2 separate regions of the Homo sapiens genome follow, and region 1 is linked to region 2. A link is a loop called in an ENCODE intact Hi-C map of the cell type or tissue named here. Cell type or tissue: sigmoid colon. All regions are shown on one strand. Each heading gives the region's core, and the rest is flanking DNA. Links, peaks and the distances in the headings are about the cores only.

Region 1 (2,914 bases), core at 295-2,794, 52 kb before region 2:
TAGTTGGAAAAGGAAGGAGTATTTTACTAGCTGTTTTGATAATTTTGGTTATCCTTTTGTGATACTACGCCAAATGTGAACAGTGATGTAACAGCATGCATTAATCATTTCAGAACTGCTGATTACTGGGTTATACAGCTCTTCTAACGTTGACTGATTTCATTAGACATTCTCAACAAGTCACATTCATTAATATCAGTGCCAATCAAAAGTCTTCACAAGGAAGCTGTCTAGTTCACGGTGGTAGGCAACAAGTTTTCCAAAATTCTAAAGCTCAGAATTTATCACTGCCAGCAGATACTGTCAGGTCTTGGACAGACAGACATTGTTCACTTTCGAGAAAAGAGAAAATGTCTGTCGAATACTTAAGTATGAATAACCATAGTCTATCTGCCAGTCATTTTTTTCAGGTAAAAATGGTGTTCATGGGGGAAAAGTAGGTAATTCAGCTTGTAATTTGGTTGTACAAATGCTCTTCCTGGAGACTCCCACTCTTGGCAGAAGTGCTTTATGATCACTTTCATTTTCATAAAAAATATTTAAAAGATACCTAGTTAAGAATCAAGCTTTAATAAATACCTCATTTTATGTAAAATATTTATTTTACTTAATAACTTGCTGTTTCATTTTTTTATTAAAAAAGCTTTAGAATAATGTTGTATTGAATATCTGAAGAGATTATTATTTCAGAAAAGCTGCTAAAATGACATGGAGAGTTCCTATATGTAGGCATGCCTCATCTGATGGCACTGTGCTTTACTGTGCTTCACAGATACTGTGTTTCTTACACATTGAAGGTTTGAGTTGAGCATATCTACCCGTGCCATTTTAACAGCAGCTTGTATTTACTTCATGTCTCTGTCCTATTTTGGTAATTCTCATAATATCTCAAATTTTTTCATTATTATTATATTATTATGGCGGTGTGCAATCAGTAATCCTTGGTGATACTATTGTAATTGTTTTGGAGCACCATGAGCCACACCCACATAGGATAACAAACTTATTTGGTAAATATTGTATTCCCTGAGACAAAACAATATTGAAATTAGGCTAGTTAGTAACCCTACAGTGACCTCTAAGTGTTCAAGTAAAAGGAAGAGTCACATCTCTCACTTTAAATCAAAAGCTAGAAATGATTTAAGGTTAGTAAGAAAAGATGTTGAAAGCCAAGACAGGCTAAAAGCTAGGCCTCTTGTACCAAACAGTTAGCCAAGTTGTAAATGCAAAAGAAAAGTTCTTGAAGGAAGCTAAGAGTGCTACTCCAGTGAACGCACAAATGATAAGAAAGTGAAATAGCTTTATTGCTGATCTGAAGACAGCTTGAATGGTCTGAATAAGATCAAACCAACCACACAACATTCCCTTAAGCCAAAGCCTAATCCAGAGTAAGGCCTTAACCCTTCAATTCTATGAAGGCTGAGGGAGAGGAAGCTCCAGGAGAAAAGTTTGAAGTTAGCAGAGGTTGTTCATGAGATTCTTTCCTTAGAAAGAAGCTGTTTCATCAGCTGCAGGAGCTTACACCTGTAATCTCAGCACTTTGGAAGTCAAGGCAGGTAGATCAGTTGAGGTCAGGAGTTCGAGACCAGCCTGGCCAATATGGTGAAACCCCGTCTCTACTAAAAATACAAAAATTAGCTGGTCATGGTGGTGCACACCTGTAGTCCCAGCTACTCAGGAGGCTGAGGTAGGAGAATCGCTTGAACTCGGGAGGTGGAGGTTGCACTGAACTGAGATCATGCCACTACACTCCATCCTGGGTGACAGGATGAGACTTCGTTTCAAAAAAATTAAAAATTAAAAATAAATAAAATAATTTTAAAAAAGAAAGAAGCTGTTTCCAGGCTGGTCGAGGTGGCTCACACCTGTAATCCCAGCACTTTGGGAGGCCAAGGCGGGTGGATCACATGAGGCCAGAAGTTCAAGACCAGCCTCGCCAACATGGCAAAAGCCCATCTCTACTAAAAATACAAAAATTAGCCAGGCATGGTGGCACACGACTGTAGTCCCAGCACTTGGGAGGCTGAGGCAGGAGAACTGCTTAAACCTGGGAGGCGGAGGTTGCAGTGAGTCAAGATCACGCCACTGCATTACAGCCTGGGCAACAGATCAAGACTCTGTCTCAAAAAAAAAAAAAAAAAAAAGAAAGAAAGCAGCTGTTTCCATAACATGGAAGTACAAGATGAAGCAGCAAGTTCTGATGCGGAAGCTGCAGTAAGTTATTTAGAAGATCCAGCTAAGATAATTGATGAAGGTGGCTACACTAAACAACAGATTTTCAGTGTAAATGAAACAGCCTTTTCTTTTTTCTTTCTTCTTATTATTTTTTTAAATAGCTTTCTATTGGAAGAAGATGCCATCTAGGACTTCAGTTAGCTCGGAAGGAGAAGTCAATGCTTGGCTTCAAAATTTCGAGTGATAAGGTGGCTCTTTTGCTAAGGGCTAATGTAGCTGGTGACTTTAAGTTGAAGTCAGTGCTCATTTGCCATTCTAAAAATCCTAGGGCCCTTAAGAATTATAATCTACTCTGTGTTTTTTAAGTGAAACAACAAAACATAGATGACAGCACATCTGTTTCCAGCATAGTTTCCTGAATATTTTAACCCCACTTTTGAGACATACCGCTCAGACAGAAAGATTCCTTTCAAAATGTTACTGCTCATTGACAGTGTACCCAGTCATCCATATGCTCTGATGGATGTGTACAAGAAGATTAATGTTGTGTTGTTTACTGTTAACATCCATTCTGCAGCCCATGGATCAAGAAGTAATTTCAACTTTGAAGTGTTACTTGTTTATTTGTTTATTTTCACTCCTGACAAGCTGTGATGGTCTTATTACTTAAATACATTTAATAAGGCTATAGCTGCCGTAGATAGTGATTTATCTGATGAATCTGGACAGAGTTTATTGA
Region 2 (2,914 bases), core at 101-2,600:
CCATTCTGAGTTGATCTTAAGCTCAGCATGTACTGGGGTGTGACCCAAACAGGGAAGTTGACATCCTCTCTACTAAAGTTAATAGAATGAGAATGTTCAGGGTCATTGTTCAGTCCCAGCAGTCTGGTGTTCAGTGTGGACGTTGGCCTGTTGGCTCACACCAGGCAGAGGGGGTGAGTAGTCGTTCACGCTGCTTTGCGGCAGGGACGTGGGGTTTCAGAATGGGTTAGGGTGATACTAGGTTATTTCAAAGATGATCCCTTCCAACTCTGAGACTGGGTCCTGTGTCACAGGCCTTAGTGAGAGTTAGATGAGATCATGGCTACAAAAGCACTTGGAGAACAAACATTCTAGACAAGTAAAGGTATTATTATCAGTAGACCATGTGACATTAGCTCATAGTTTTTAAATGTTTAACTTTCTTGCATATCCCCGTGAGGCGGAAAATAACTTCCAAGTTCCTACATGCTGGTAGATGATTTCGTTTCATTTCATAAAGAGACCAAACCTTTCCTCATACCATCTTAACTGCATTTTGCTTTTCTTATTTTATTTCATATGTTTAACAATGACTGGAAACATTTGACCTGCCAAGACTTGAATTTGGGCATCTGGGGTTTCTCCCACTGTCCATGATAGCATCACCAGCAAGTGGAGCACAGGCTGTACATTCCCCGTGTGAGCTTTCGGAGTGAGGAATGTTCTCCACCTCCTGGAAAAAACAGGGCCCAACTCACAGGAGTTAAAAGGAAACTGATTTTAGAACCCTCTTACAGTACTGTGACTTTTCACTCATCAGTGTTGGGAACTGGTTCTCTTTCTCTTAAAAGAACCCCCTGGGGCTTTAAGCTTAAACGATGACAGTGACTCAGAGTGGCTCATGCTTATTGCACCTTGACGCTGTGCCAAGTGCTGTTTTAGCCCTTTACGTGTAAGATACACCACAGCCTGTGAGTAAGCATTTGCTTTGTAGATTAGGAAACCAAGGAACATGCAGTAAATAACTGGCCTAGAGTCACACAGTTAAGCTGGAAGTTGGACCTTGGCATGTGACTCCAAAGCCCTGCCTGAAGCGCTGCTCCTCCCCTCCTTGCAAGCAGAGACCTGCCACACAGAGCCCACAGAGGTCTGAAGAAGGCAGGATTTCCTGTTCGTAGCTCAGGAGAGCAGACAGTGGTGTTAAGCAGGAAAAGCACATTAGAATTCCAGTTTACTTACAGTGCTCTCCACACCAGGAAGGAAATGCCCCAAATATGAACATGGCTTCCACTAAGATAAATGGCCCCAATCTAGGGGATTCCCATTTGCATCAGAAAAACTGTTAATATAGAGATCAGAGTTTTTACCTGCTACATCTTTCATATTTTCTTTCCTTAGGTTAAAAAGATCAAGTGGCATGAGCAGCCTTTTGGGGAAAATTGGTGCCAAGAAGCAGAAAATGAGCACCCTTGAGAAGTCCAAACTGGACTGGGAGAGCTTCAAGGAGGAAGAGGGGATTGGTGAAGAACTGGCCATCCATAATCGAGGGAAAGAGGGGTAAGAAGGAGTAGGTTTTATGCCTTGGAAAATCCTCAGAACCCTGAAATCAAATGATTTATTGGAGACAAACTGCCCACTGTAAGCAAGCAGGAGCTTTTCATGATGGAACTAAAAATGTGAGCACTTTGGTTTGTCAGTAAGTCTCTGTTCCAGTGTGGGGCAGGGCCTGTCACTGGGAAGGCCACTGCGGGTGGAGGGAAGGCGGGGCATGTGAGGAGTACTCTCAGGGGCCAGTCACATCTGCCAAGCTGAATTTGCTGAATTACAGCTCCAGTGAACTGTAAGTTGCCTAGTGGTTGGATCTGGCCTGTGGTAGCAGCCTTGGCCTTATCTGAATCATTTGTCCTTCTGAGAAACCAAACTAGTTCAGATCCGTCAAAAACTGAGCCAATGGAATGCCTAGATGTTGCATTATTGTGAATTTTTTTTTGTCTGTGTCATTATGGCCTGGGGTGGGGCTTTACCCTTGGCTATAGCCTGTGTGATAGGCCAGGCCCTCAGACAGCACCCCAGGCCATCACTTGCACCTCTTTCTCTTCGCTGTGGAATACAAAGAGAATGTTCATAACCTACGTATTCAGTTGTAAAAAGGGTCCTTTCCTTGTCATATTTGTCTTACTGGTGATTAAACAAAAAATCAAGAAAGAAATGGTGGCCAGGCATGGTGGTTCACACCTGTAATCTTGGCACTTTCGGAGGCCGAGGCGGGCAGATCACTTGAGGTCAGGATTTCGAGACCAGCCTAGCCAACCTGGCAAAACCCCATCCTACTAAAAATATAAGAATTAGCCAGGCATAGTGGTGCACACTTGTAATCCCAGCTACTTGGGAGGCTGGGGCAGGAGGATCACTTGAACCCACTAGGTGGAGGTTGCAGTGAGCCAAGACTGAACCACTGCACTCCAGCCTGGGTGACAGAGCAAGACTGTGTATCAAGAAAGAAAGAGAGAGAGAGAGAGAAAGGAAAAGAAAAGAAAGAAAAGGTGTTCATAAGTACTTACGGACCTCAGAAGGCACTAAGGAAGTTACCACAGAAGTGGCTTCATGGCTCAAAATCAACAGTCCTCACCCCTAGCCATGAAAGGAAATGTTGAGTGTCCCACCAGAGAGCCCTGGCTGCTCGGCAGCTCTGCTTCTTACCAGTAAGCTCTTCTCCACCAGCATACTGGACACCTCTGAGGCTCAGCTCCTTTACCAATAAAACTGGGATAACGATACCATCCTCACTATGTGGTTGTGATGATCTCATGAGATAATATATGTATTGCTTACGTATATGTAATATACATAAAGCACTTTACAGAACACCTGTCACATAAAGGCTTGCGTTAAGTCGAAGTCATTCAAGTTTTTTTTAAGAGACAGGGTCTCACTA

The links. A loop is a pair of places that touch in the nucleus more often than their neighbours do. Peaks named below come from ENCODE experiments on the same cell type or tissue, not always from the same donor. Only the 100,000 strongest peaks of a DNase experiment are listed, where the experiment ranks them.
Region 1: a loop joins it to region 2, with 2.3 times the contacts of the local background. A loop is called at or near these places in 12 of 110 quality-filtered maps.

What each region holds. Positions count from the first base shown.
Region 1 is chr16:75,356,142-75,359,055 of GRCh38, reverse strand. The region is part of intron 5 of CFDP1 (craniofacial development protein 1); the gene reads left to right. Among named protein-coding and RNA genes, the nearest start is that of CFDP1, 76 kb to the left of the region's middle. In sigmoid colon, for the core only: no CTCF peak of the experiment used is centred there; no DNase peak of the experiment used is centred there.
Region 2 is chr16:75,303,646-75,306,559 of GRCh38, reverse strand. CFDP1 (craniofacial development protein 1) reads left to right here. Exons shown (of 7, transcript NM_006324.3): 6 at 1,378-1,536. Among named protein-coding and RNA genes, the nearest start is that of BCAR1, 53 kb to the right of the region's middle. RefSeq lists an enhancer at 209-1,408. In sigmoid colon, for the core only: no CTCF peak of the experiment used is centred there; DNase peaks (open chromatin) are centred at 1,039 and 1,762; H3K27ac peaks cover 2,107 bases.